Regions from separate parts of the Homo sapiens genome. Here region 2 is linked to region 1. A link is an interaction called in ENCODE POLR2A ChIA-PET data of the cell type or tissue named here. Cell type or tissue: Panc1. All regions are shown on one strand. Links, peaks and the distances in the headings refer to the core of each region. The heading gives the core; the rest is flanking DNA.

The links. ChIA-PET counts read pairs that join two places held together with the same protein. Peaks named below come from ENCODE experiments on the same cell type or tissue, not always from the same donor. Only the 100,000 strongest peaks of a DNase experiment are listed, where the experiment ranks them.
Region 2: POLR2A ChIA-PET joins it to region 1 with 10 read pairs; 2 of 35 experiments call an interaction of 5 or more read pairs at or near these places.

Annotation. Positions count from the first base shown.
Region 1 is chr12:31,720,222-31,726,248 of GRCh38, reverse strand. All of the region lies in intron 1 of AMN1 (antagonist of mitotic exit network 1 homolog), which reads left to right. LOC105369722 (a long non-coding RNA gene) reads right to left here and starts at 2,460. Exons shown (of 3, transcript XR_931497.3): 1 at 2,332-2,460; 2 at 1,610-1,681. In Panc1, for the core only: no CTCF peak of the experiment used is centred there; no DNase peak of the experiment used is centred there; H3K27ac peaks cover 2,487 bases.
Region 2 is chr12:32,371,643-32,377,669 of GRCh38, reverse strand. It overlaps BICD1 (BICD cargo adaptor 1), which reads right to left. Exons shown (of 10, transcript NM_001714.4): 10 at 1-130. The coding sequence ends at 43. Among named protein-coding and RNA genes, the nearest start is that of FGD4, 25 kb to the left of the region's middle. In Panc1, for the core only: no CTCF peak of the experiment used is centred there; no DNase peak of the experiment used is centred there.

The sequences.
Region 1 (6,027 bases), core at 684-5,683:
CAGAGGTTGCGGTGAGCCGAGCTTGCACCATTGCACTCCAGTTTGGGCAACAAGAGCGAAACTCCGTCCCCCCAAAAAAAAAAAAAAGAAATTACTCTTTTAGTTTTAGCTTCGTTGACAGGTAGAATGGTGATTAGACTATTATGGAGGAAGAAGTGTCTTACGGGGAAAATGAATCAGAATATCCAGTAGAAATATCAAGCAGGCAGTTAGAATATAATTTTGAATCTGAAAGAAAGATCAAGGATTAGGCTGGGTGCAGTGGCTCATGCCTGTAATCCCAACACTTTGGGAGGCCGAGGCAGGTGAATCACTTGAGGTCAGGAGTTCGAGACCAGCCTAGCCAACATGGTGAAACCCTGTCTCTACCAAAAATACAAAAAAAATTAACTGGGCATGGTGGTGCACATGTGTATTCCCAGCTACTTGGGAGGCTGAGACAGGAGAATTGCTTGAACCCAGGAGGCGGAGCTTGGAGTGAGCCAAGATGGTGCTACTGCACTCCAGCCTGGGCAACAGAGTGAGACTCCATCTCTAAATAAATAAATACATAAATACACAAATAAAATGAAGAGAGATCAAGGATTGAAACTAAGATTGGGGGTATAACTTTGTAGATGATAGGAAGCCATGGTTAAGTTTAAAAGAGGGCTATAGAGAGAAAAAAAGAAAGTCAAGGACAAAATTTTATGTAACACTTACATTAGAAGCAGTCCATGTTGCCAAAACTCTTTTATTTGTTAGATCAATTCACCATATGATGATTTGGCCAAATAGTAATAGGTTGTTTCTTTTAAGTATAAAACGTAGAGCAACTATTATTGGTTGGGATATCCACCCGTCTCCCCAATTGTTTTACAGCTTTTAAAGATTATAAGTTTTAGCTGACTTCTTTTCATTTTGTCTTGAGAAATGAGACTGCCTGTGCCAACTGTGGGGCCTGAGAATCAACACCACTTATGTCAACCTAACTTTTTGCTCTAGGAAATTTTTGCAAATCAGTTTATCTAAATAAACAGCTATCAGGACAAACATTTTGATTTTTAGGACAAACATTATGTTTATCTGGACAGATTGCTCATCAAGCCTGGCTTTTTGTGTCCATCCGTTTTAAACTAAGTCACAAACTTTGCCTAATCCTTACCCATTCGCCACTGTGGGGGGAGAAGCACCCACTTAAACTGGTGGCGTTTATATCCCAGAAACTTATGTATACTCTTGCCTAACATTCCTCTATTGAAATGCTACCAAAACCCTGTCAAGATGATCTCCCTTGCTGTAGTAAATGTAATACATGATTTGACAAATTTAATCAATTTGTTTGACCAGCAGGGTTTCTGGATGGGCTTTGTGGCCATTCAATAGTCCTCCCAGAATTTTAAGAACTATTTGATTTGTTTCTGTCCCAACTCCCTGCTATTGCAGCTGGAGGGAACTGGAGCAGAAAGAGGAAACCATTTACTTTGGGAAACACATGGTACAGCCTCTGCACTGCTGAGCTCAGAGAAGAGCATACTAAAGGGCTAAGATGAAAGAGACTGAGAGAAAAAGGTGGCGGTGGGGGGCAGAGAGCCATGTTGTAGGAAAAAGGTAACATATTGAAATATACCTGAAATCTTGCATAAAGCAAAATACAGTAGTCTCTCCTTATGTGCTGTTTTGTTTCGGCAGTTTCAGGTACCTGCAGTCAACCATGGTAAAAAAATATATATATATGTTAAATGGAAAATTCTAGGAAGAAACAATTCATAAATTTTAAATTATGCACCATTTTGAGTAGCATGATGAAATCTCATGCCACCCTGCCCTGTCTGCCCAGGATGTGAATTCTGCCTTCGTTCAGCATATCCATGCTGTCCATTTAGTAGCCTTCTTGGTTATCAGAGCTATTGTCGCAGGGCTACTGCATTCACATAACCCTGATATTACTTAACAATTGCACCAGAGCACAAGAGTACTGATGCTGGCATATTGTTACATGTATTTTTTATTTTTCCACCCAATCCTTGTAGATGTTGTTATAACTGTTCTATTTTATTGTTGTTGTTGTTCATCTCTTACTGTGCCTAATTTATATATTAAACTTTACCACAGGTATGTCTGCATAGTAAATGCAGGGTGTATATATAGGATTTAGGATTCAGTACTATCCATGATTTCAGGTGTCCACAGGGAGTCTTAGAATGTTTTTCCCATGGATAAAGGGGATCTGCTATATAACAGGAGTGATTGTCAGTCACTTCAAATGCTTTACTTTTCTCTAATCCCCTACTCACAGAGGTCATGTGCAAGAGGAACAAGAGCATTTTTATAAAGTTTACACAGACTTACCTTGTTTCCTTGCTTGACTGGTGTGGGTCACTGTAGGGGTACTTGGTGAGCAGTATCCTCAACCAAGTGGTAGTTATCTTTGTTATCTAGGGCAGGAGTTGGTAACCTTTCTGTGAAGGGCCAGAGAGTAATATTTTCAGCTTTGTAGGCTACACACCCTCTGACACAGTTACTCAGCTCTGCCATTGTAGAACACAAGCAGCCACAGACAACACATAAAGAAATGGCAGCAGCCTGAGGATGATAAGGGGTGTGAAACATCTGTTGAATACCTTGACTATCGGCTCATTGTTGAGCAACCTTTGCAGTAAAAGACCTATCATTGTCAGAGTGAAAGTGGTCTGCTTTGGGAGGCCGAGGCGGGTGGATCACGAGGTCAGGAGATCGAGACCATCCTGGCTAACATGGTGAAACCCTGTCTCTACTAAAAATACAAAAACTTAGCCGGGCATAGTGGCGGGCGCCTGTAGTCTCAGCTACTCAGGAGGCTGAGGCAGGAGAATGGTGTGAACCCAGGAGGCGGAGCTTGCAGTGAGCCGAGATCGCAGTGGTCTGGAAAACCAAAAACATAACACACTTTGATCAGTGTGGCTGGAGTTGGTTGATCAGACTGAAACCATGAAACCATAACCTGAAAAAATGTCAACAACTGTAACACATTAACAATAGCCCCAGGGGTGGTGTGTGTGTGCGTGTGTGTTTGTGTGTGTGTCAGTCAAAGGCAGTGTTCCAATAAAATTTGATTTCTTTCTTGTTTTTTGAGACGAGGTCTCACTCTGTTGCCCAGGCTGGAGTGCAGTGGCCCGATCTCAGCTCACTGCAACCTCTGCCTCCCAGGTTCAAGTGATTCTCCTGCCTCAGCCTCCCAAGTAGCTGGGATTACAGGCATGCACTACCACACCTGGCTAATTTTTTGTATTTTTAGTAGAGACAGGGTCTCACCAGCTTGGCCAGCCTGGTCTTGAGCTCCTGACTTCAGGTGATCTGCTTGCCTCAGCCTCCCAAAGTTCTGGGATTACAGGTGTGAGCCACCGTGCCAGGCGTAAAACTTGATTTCTGAAAACTAGCAGCTGGCTACATTTGTCCCACAGGTCATAGTTTGCTGACCCCTGATCCAGGTTTCAGTACAACAAGAGAATCCAGGTGGCTGAACCAGAATTAAGTTTGAATTTCCTAAGTTCCCTTTTGCCAGACTGCCACCCAGAGAGTGTACCAACCAGGCTGACTTGGAGTCATTGTTTGGAGAAAGAAAGCTGCATATCATGCCCAGGAATTGTCAGAGTGGAATCCCAGAATATCAGACTAAGTCTAGCAAACCCTCCCCTTTTCATCCTGATCATTATATAGGAGGTGGCTAGGAGACTATGAACCCTTTCAGGGTGCCTTTTTTGTGACCAAACTACCTTACTAAGATGCATGGACCAGGAGAGTGTGAAGGAGGTAGAGTCAGAAATTTCTTTTAGTGGATTTTTTAAAAGTCCGTTTTACTTCTTGTTGGAGCCAACACCCTAAGGATGATAAGGGGTGTGAAATATCCGTTGAATACCTTGACTTATTGGCTCATTGTTGAGCAACCTCTGCGCAGTAAAAGACATATCATTGTCAGAGTGAAAGTGGTCTGGAAAACCAAAAACATAACACATTTTGATCAGTGTGACTGGCGTTGGTTGAACAGACTGGAACAATGAAACCATAACCCGAAAAAATGTCAACAACTGTAACACATTAACAATAGCCCCAGGTGTGTGTGTGTGTGTGTGTGTGTGTGTGTGTGTGTGTGTGTGTGTCAAAGGCCTGATATAGTCAACTTGTCAGAAGTAAGAGGGACCACACACCATAAAATACGGTCTATTTCACTGAGACAAAACAGGCTGACTTTTGAAAGGAAGCACAAGACCAGCATGCAATGGTAGCGTCAGATACATGTAATCTTTACTCTGTTCCTAGGCCATGATGGCAGATAATGTTGCTATGTGCAGTGTGTTGTTACAGTGTGCAGACTGCTGATCCTGGCAGCAGTGGCAGCAGTCTGGATGGTGTATACTTGATTAGCAGCATCATTGCAGTCTATTCCATTAGAGAATGAGCCATTACCATGGACATCTGTCTGATTCTCTGCTGTGATTTGTTTTCACAGTTCACAGTCCTAAAGAGGAGTGTCTGTAATCCGCTAGTTTGTTTTCTTCCAAGTGGCAGACCAGGTAACATTGTCAACAGCCCAAGAGTCAGTAAAAATATAATATGCCTTGACCAAGGACGTGTTGTTTGTTGACTAAGGCAGATATTGGCAAACTTTGTAGGCTCCACCTGCAGTGTCACTTTAGCCTCTCTTCCCCACTGAAGACTTTACCCAGACCTCATCAGTTGCATTTGGTTGCCTTTTTCCCCTAAGGGATCAGAGACCAAGGAGCTTAATGTGTGCCCAAGTTATGAATTATAGCAACAGCCAACAGGAGACTGCTGTTCACCAGCTGGAAGTGTGGGGAATGCAGAGTGGCAGGGAGGTTGGCTCACAGGGAATGCTGAGGGTGTTGAGGATGATATTTCCCTCTTGCTGTCCACTCCTGTATTGATGCCACCCCAGTATTGATACCTGAGCATCAGATACCCAGCTTCCTCCCCTGGGTACCTCCCATTGAGCATCCAAACCCGGAAGTCCTTCTTTTTCTTCCCCAGTGGAAACCGCTACATTTTACTCCACGGTCCTTGATAATTTCGGCCACCCATATGCCCAGCACCCCATCATCCTCACCAATCAAATCAGACTGTCGCAGGAGCCAGATATATAAGCAGCTGGCTTTGCACTGTTAGGCAAGGCTCTGCATTCACTTTTGTTTTGAGAGACTGCTCACCTGTGGCTCAACCAAATAAATGAGGCTGGTCTCAAACTCCTGGACTCAAGAGATATTCCCACGTTGGCTTCCAAAGTGCTGGGATTATAGATATGAGCCACTACACTTGGCCTACAATTCTGCTACAATTTGACTTCTAAGTCTATACCCAGTTGAATTGAAACTGGGTACTCAAATACTTGTACATGAATGTTCATAGCAGCATTATTCACATTAGCCAAAGGTAGAAAAACCCAGACAGATGTCCATCAATTGATGAATCAATAAACAAAATGTGGTATATTTGTATAGTTGAATGTTATTCAGCTGTAAAAAGGAATGAAATACTGATACATACTACAATGTGGATAAACCTTGAAAACATGATGCTAATTGAAGGCAGCCAGACACAGAGGCCACATATTGTATAAATCCAGATAAATCAATAGTGACAGGAAGCAAATTGGTAGTTCTGAGGTATTACAACCCATAATTGGTATTTGTGAGAAAAAGGAGGAATGGGGATTGACTTTTTTTTTTTTTTTTGAGACAGAGTTTCACTCATGTTGTCCAGGCTGGAGTGCAGTGGCACGATCTCAGCTCACTGAAACCTCTTCCTCCATGGTTCAAGCGATTTTCCTGCCTCAGCCTCCCAAGTAGCTGGGATTACAGGCACCTGCCACCACACCCGGCTAATTTTGTATTTTTGGTAGAGATGGGGTTATACCATGTTGGTCAGGCTGGTCTCGAACTCCTGACCTCAGATGATCCACATGCCTCAGCTTCCCAAAGTACTGGGATTACAGGTGGGAGCCACCACACCCGGCAGGGACTGACTTCTTAATAGAGATAAGTTTTCTTTTGG
Region 2 (6,027 bases), core at 342-5,341, 650 kb before region 1:
ACAAAACTTCCACCCCAGATGTTCGTCCACAGGAGATGAAGACTAGGGGTGAGGAGGCTTGGAGAGACAGTGGAGAGGGGCGCACTGGGAGCTGGAATGTGGCTGCTCCTCAGGGAGAGCTGTGTCAGGACTGGAAAGGAGAAACAAGCACGTCAGCAAGAAACACATTTCAAAGGGCCAGGCACAATGGTAGGGGTTAGACGAGATATTTTTGCATAGATTTTGAGAACAAGAACAGAAATCTGCACAGTAAATGGTTTCCATCTAAAGCATGCCAAGATAATGGTAGCTTTTCAAAACAAGGCATAAAAAAGAAAAATGAAATGTATTAAGGAAATGATATATGCACTCTTCCCTCAAAGTCACTCTTCTCTTTTCTTGTTTTCCCTATTTTCTTGCCCCCAGCATTTTACAGAAGTTCTTCTCAATTTTTGCACGGTCTTGTTCTCCTAGGTCTCTGTGTTAGCTGTAAGATTTCATGAGATCAGTTCTTTTCAAACTTTAATATGCATGCAAATTACCTGGGGAGCTCAGTATAAAGGGCAGATTCGGATTCATTAGGTGTGGGGTGAGATCTGAGATTCTACATTTTTAATGAGCTCCCAGTGATGCTGATGGTACTGACAGGTTGACCAAGGCTTTGGAGTTTAGAGGATTCTATAGTTATCTGGTAGATCCAGATTCACTAGGATAAAGAATTTGCCTGTGGAAGTCTAATTTGCTCTAAGAATTCCCCCTACCTGCTTGGGCTTGGAGGTATAAGGAAGAGTTTTATATTTCACCCCCCCCCCCCTTTTTTTTTTAGATGGAGTCTCGTTGTTTTGCCCAGGCTGGTGTGCAGTGGCTCCATCTCAGCTCACTGCAGCCTCCGCCTCCCGAGTTCAAGCGATTCTCCTGCCTCAGCCTCCCGAGCAGCTGGGATTACATGCATGCACTACCATGCCCTGCCAATTTTTGTATTTTCAGTAGTGATGGGGTTTTGCTATGTTGGCCAGGCTGGTCTCGAACTCCTGACCTCTGGTGATCCACCTGCCTCGGCCTCCCCAAGTGTTGGGATTACAGGCGTGAGCCACCGAGCCCAGCCTAACATTTCCCATTTGTTAAGTGTATAATGTAACTTTCCAAACGACGCCTGTGATAGCCTCTAGTTTAAATGAACCTGTGCTCAGGCCTATCAGGGTCTGGATGAATAATCTTGAAGAATAAAGAAGCAAAATCATTGAGTTTCCTAGGGTAAAATGACAAAACACATTTGGGTTTGGGCCTTTTAAAATTTGACTAGCGGCCGGGCGCGGTGGCTCACACCTGTAATCCCAGCACTTTGGGAGGCCAAGGCAGGAGGATTATGAGGTCAAGAGATTGAGACCATCCTGGCCAACATGGTGAAACCCTGTCTCTACTAAAAATACAAAAAAAAAATTAGCTGGGTATGGTGGCGTGTGCCTGTAGTCCCAGCTATTCGGGAGGCTGAGGCAGGAGAATCACTTGAACATGGGAGGCAGAGGTTGCAGCGAGCCAAGATGGCGCCACTGTACTCCAGTTTGGCAACAGGGCGAGACTCCGTCTCAAAAAAAAAAAAAAAATGTGACTAGCAATGGGGGAATCACAACATGGAGATTTGTTTTTTTAATTAGAAAAGAGTATTTTTCTAAAACTCTGTTATATTCCCTTAAACTATGAAAGTCAGTACTATATAATTCATTTCTACCAGAAGTGATGTTTGAGAGAACAATTCAAGGCTCATTATTACTATTAATTTAAGCATAGCTTTTTAAAGCTAATTAAAATTAGCTTTAAATTTAATGGAGTTTAAAATGTAATGGAGTCATTAAAATTAGTATTAAATAATTTTTATCTTTGGTACTGAAATTATCCTCTACCTATATCTCTTGCATTTTAATACAAAATCATAATTATGGAAAATATCTGACTGGCTTGAGGTTATTCTTTCTTCCCAAACTCTTTGAAGTGCTGTAAATATAGTTTAAAAGAAGCTTTGCTGTTCTGTACTGGTTAAGACAAGCAGTGATAAAAATTGTTTTTCCTACCTATTTTTAAAATGTGGTATGTAAACATGGGAGAACTGGACCTTCAACAAAAAGCCTAAGAAAATAGCGCATAGTTTCATTTGTAAATTTTTTTGATATGGAATCTCACTGTCGCCCAGGCAGGAGTGCAGTGGCACGATCTCGGCTCACTGCAACCTCTGCCTCCTGGGTTCAAGCAATTCTCCTGCTTCAGCCTCCCGAGTAGCTGGGATTACAAGGGCCCACCACCGCGTCCGGCTAATTTTTTGTATTTTTAGTAGAGACGGACTTTCACCATTTTGGCCAGGCTGGTCTCGAACTCCTGACTTCAAGTGATCTGCCCACCTCGGCCTCTCAAAGTGCTGAGATTACACACACGAGCCACCGTGCCCGGCCTCATTTATAAATTGGAAAATAAGCCTGGGCGCGGTGGCGCACGCCTGTAATCCCAGCACTTCAGGAGGCCAAGGCGGGCGGATCATGAGCTCAGGAGATAGAGACCATCCTGGCCAACATGGTGAAACCCCGTCTCTACTAAAAATAATTAAAAAAAAAAATTAGCTGGGCGTGGTGGCGGGCGCCTGTAGTCCCAGCTACTCCGGAGGCTGAGGTAGGAGAATGGCGTGAACCCGGGAGGCGGAGCTTGCAGTGAGCCGAGATCGCGCCATTGCACTCCAGCCTGGACGACAGAGCGAGACTCCGTCTCAAAAAAAAAAAAAAAAAAAAAAAAAAGGAAAATAAATGAAGAAAATCTTAGGCCAAGCATAGTGGCTCACGCCTGCAATCCCAGCACTTTGGGAGGCCGAGGCAGGCGGATCACCTGTGGTTGGGAGTTCAAGACCATCCTGACCAACATGGAGAAACCCTGTCTCTACTAAAAATACAAAAAAAAAAAAAAAAAAAAAAAATTAGCCGGGCGTGGTGGCACATGCCTGTAATCCCAGCTACTCAGGAGGCTGAGGCAGGAGAATCGCTTGAACCCGGGAGGCAGACGTTGCGGTGAGCTGAGATCACGCCATTGCACTCCAGCCTGGGTAACAAGAGCAAAACTCCGTCTCAAAAAAAAAAAAAAAAGAAGAAAGAAAAGAAAATATTTAAAACAGAAAATAATGTATGGCAAGATTCACACTTGACCCTCCAAACAGAGTTTGACGGCCTGGTAAACAGCAGGTTATAGGCCAGACTTTCCCATCGACCTAACAGTTTTTCTGCAAATATGCATGACTTAGACTGCTGACTTCCACAGCACATATAGTAAAAAAAACTCCAATTTTACTATACGTGCTGTGGAAGTCAGCACCAGAACTAATTTCTTTTTAGGGAACTAAACATATTATGCAATGTGATTTATGGCAAGTAATGCAGAATCGTCACATTACACAAGAAAGATATGGCTTTTTTTTCTTTTCTTTTCTTTTCTTTTTTTTTTTGAGCAGAATCTCACTTTGTCGCCCAGGCTGGAGTGCAGTGGCACGATCCCAGCTCACTGCAACCTCTGCCTCCCAGGTTCAAGCAATTCTAGTGCCTCAGCCTCCTGAGTAGCTGGGATTACAGGCCTGCGCCACCACACCTGGCTAATTTTTGTATTTTTAGTAGAGACAGAGTTTCACCATGTTGCCCAGGCTGGTCTCGAACTCCTGACCTCAAGTGATCAGCCTGCCTCTGCTTCCCAAAGCGCAAGGATTACAGGCATGAGCCACTGTGTCCACCCAAGAAAGATATGTTTTTGAAGACCTTGTGTAATCCAATACTTTTTTTTTTTTTTGAGACAGTCTCAAACTGTCGCCCAGCCTGGAGTGCACTGGCGCGATCTTGGCTCACTGCCACCTCCACCTTCCGGGTTCAAGTGATTCTCCTGTCTCAGCCTCCCGAGTAGCTGGGACTACAGGCACATGCCACAACACCTGGCTAATTTTTTGTATTTTTTTTTTTTTAGTAGAGACGGGGTTTCACTGTGTTAGCCATGACAGTCTCGAACTCCTGACCTTGTGATCCACCCGCCTCAGCCTCCCAAAGTGTTGGGATTACAGGCGTGAGCCGCTGCACCTGGCCCCAATACTCTTTTTGATAAAGGAAGACAAATATTTCTTCCTGACCAGCTGAAGTGTGTAGCTATAGCTTAAATATGGGTTACAACTCACTTTGCCTAACACCTTGACATTACATCATTCGTGATGATTTAAATTTTTTTCATTCCTTTAGATAGATTTCTTACATAAAGTTATTATCTATAGTATTAATATTTTTAATTTGCATAAAATGCTGCAATCACATGGTGTATATTATGTGTAAATTAACCTGTAAGACACACATTCTTGGCTTACAGGTTAAGATACTATTTCTTGGATATAAATATTTGATAAATTATAATCATTTAAGGCATAGAATGAATTCAGTTTCAGTTGTGATTGCTAAATATTTTCAAGAGTCCACTTGTTATTCAACATTTACCATTGATTTTACTTTACATAGGTAGATCATGTTGTAAATGGCAAGTTTAGGAAGCTGTTACTAAGATATAAAATTGGATACATCTTCAGGAAGTTTCTTTTTTTTTCCCAAGTAGAAAACTACTTGATAGAAGGGAAGTGCTAAATACCAAACAACTCTATATATTTCAATATTATATCCAAGGCTATATACCTTGGGCATTCCTTTCATATTATAATACCTATTATCTATAAACAATTTTGATAATTTAGCTCTACAATGGAATTAGCCTGTAAAAAGTATACATGGAAAAGTTCTACTTTTTTTCTGTTTTTGGAGACAGGGTCCTCTTCTGCCACCCAGGCCGGAGCGCAGTGGCACAATCTCGGCTCACTGCTGCCTTGAACTCCTAGGCTGAAACGATCCTCCCACCGCAGCCTCCTGAGTAGCTGGGACTACAGATGCAGGCCACCATGCCTAATTCTTGTATTTTGTTTTAAAGGACAGGGTTTCACCAAGTTGCCTAGGCTGATCTAGAAATCCTGGGCTCAAGCAATCTTCCCACCTCAGCCTTCCAAAGTGCTGGGACTACAGAGGTGAGTCACCATGTCCGGCTGAAAAGTTCTACATTGTTAAAGGTGAGAAAATGCTCTTTTATTAAAAAATCATTCACCTTAAAAGCTGTTTGAATATATGTATAAACCGAGGGAAGTACAAAATAATTTTTTTTTTAAGATGGAGTCTCACTCTGTTGCCCAAGCTGGAGTTGTCCAAGCGTGATCTTGGTTCACTGCAACCTCCGCCTCCCTGTTCCAAGTGATTCTCCTGCCTCAGCCTCCTGAGGAGCTGGGATTACAGGTGCCTGCCACCATGCCTGGCTAATTTCTGTATTTTTAGTAGAGATGCCGTTTCACCATATTGGCCAGGCTGGTCTCGAACTCCTGACCTCAGGTGATCTGCCCACCTTGGCCTCCCAAAGTGCTGGGATTACAGGCATGAGCCACTGGGCCCAGCACTCAAAATCATTTTTCAAAATGAGAAACAGAACACCTGATGTGAAATAACTCAACATTCTTAGCACATCTTCTGTTTCTCATTAAACAAACATTCCTCTTCAGTTTGAGGGAAAAGGAATCATGGTGGGTGATTTACATACTCTGACTTTGCTCCTCACAGTGTAACTGAAATAGATTTCTCCTCTGCAGTGCAGCCACCTGTGGTGGTAGGTAGGAGTCACTAGGCTCAGTTGTGTTCAGGATATGTGACCTTGAACAAGTCATTTTACCTTCCCAAACCTCAATTTCGTCACATAAAAATGGGTGTAAGACCAGGTGTGGTGGCTCATGCTTGTAACCCCAGTACTTTAGGAGGCTGAGGCAGGCAGATCACTGGAGGTCAGGAGTTCAAGGGCAGCCTGGCCAACATGGTGAAACCCTGTCTCTACTAAAAATACAAAAATTAGCTGGGTGTGGTGGCACACACCTGTAATCCCAGCTACTCGGGTGGCTGAGGCAGAAGAATTGCTTGAACCCAGGAGGTGGAGGTGCCAGTGAGCCAAGATCACGCCACT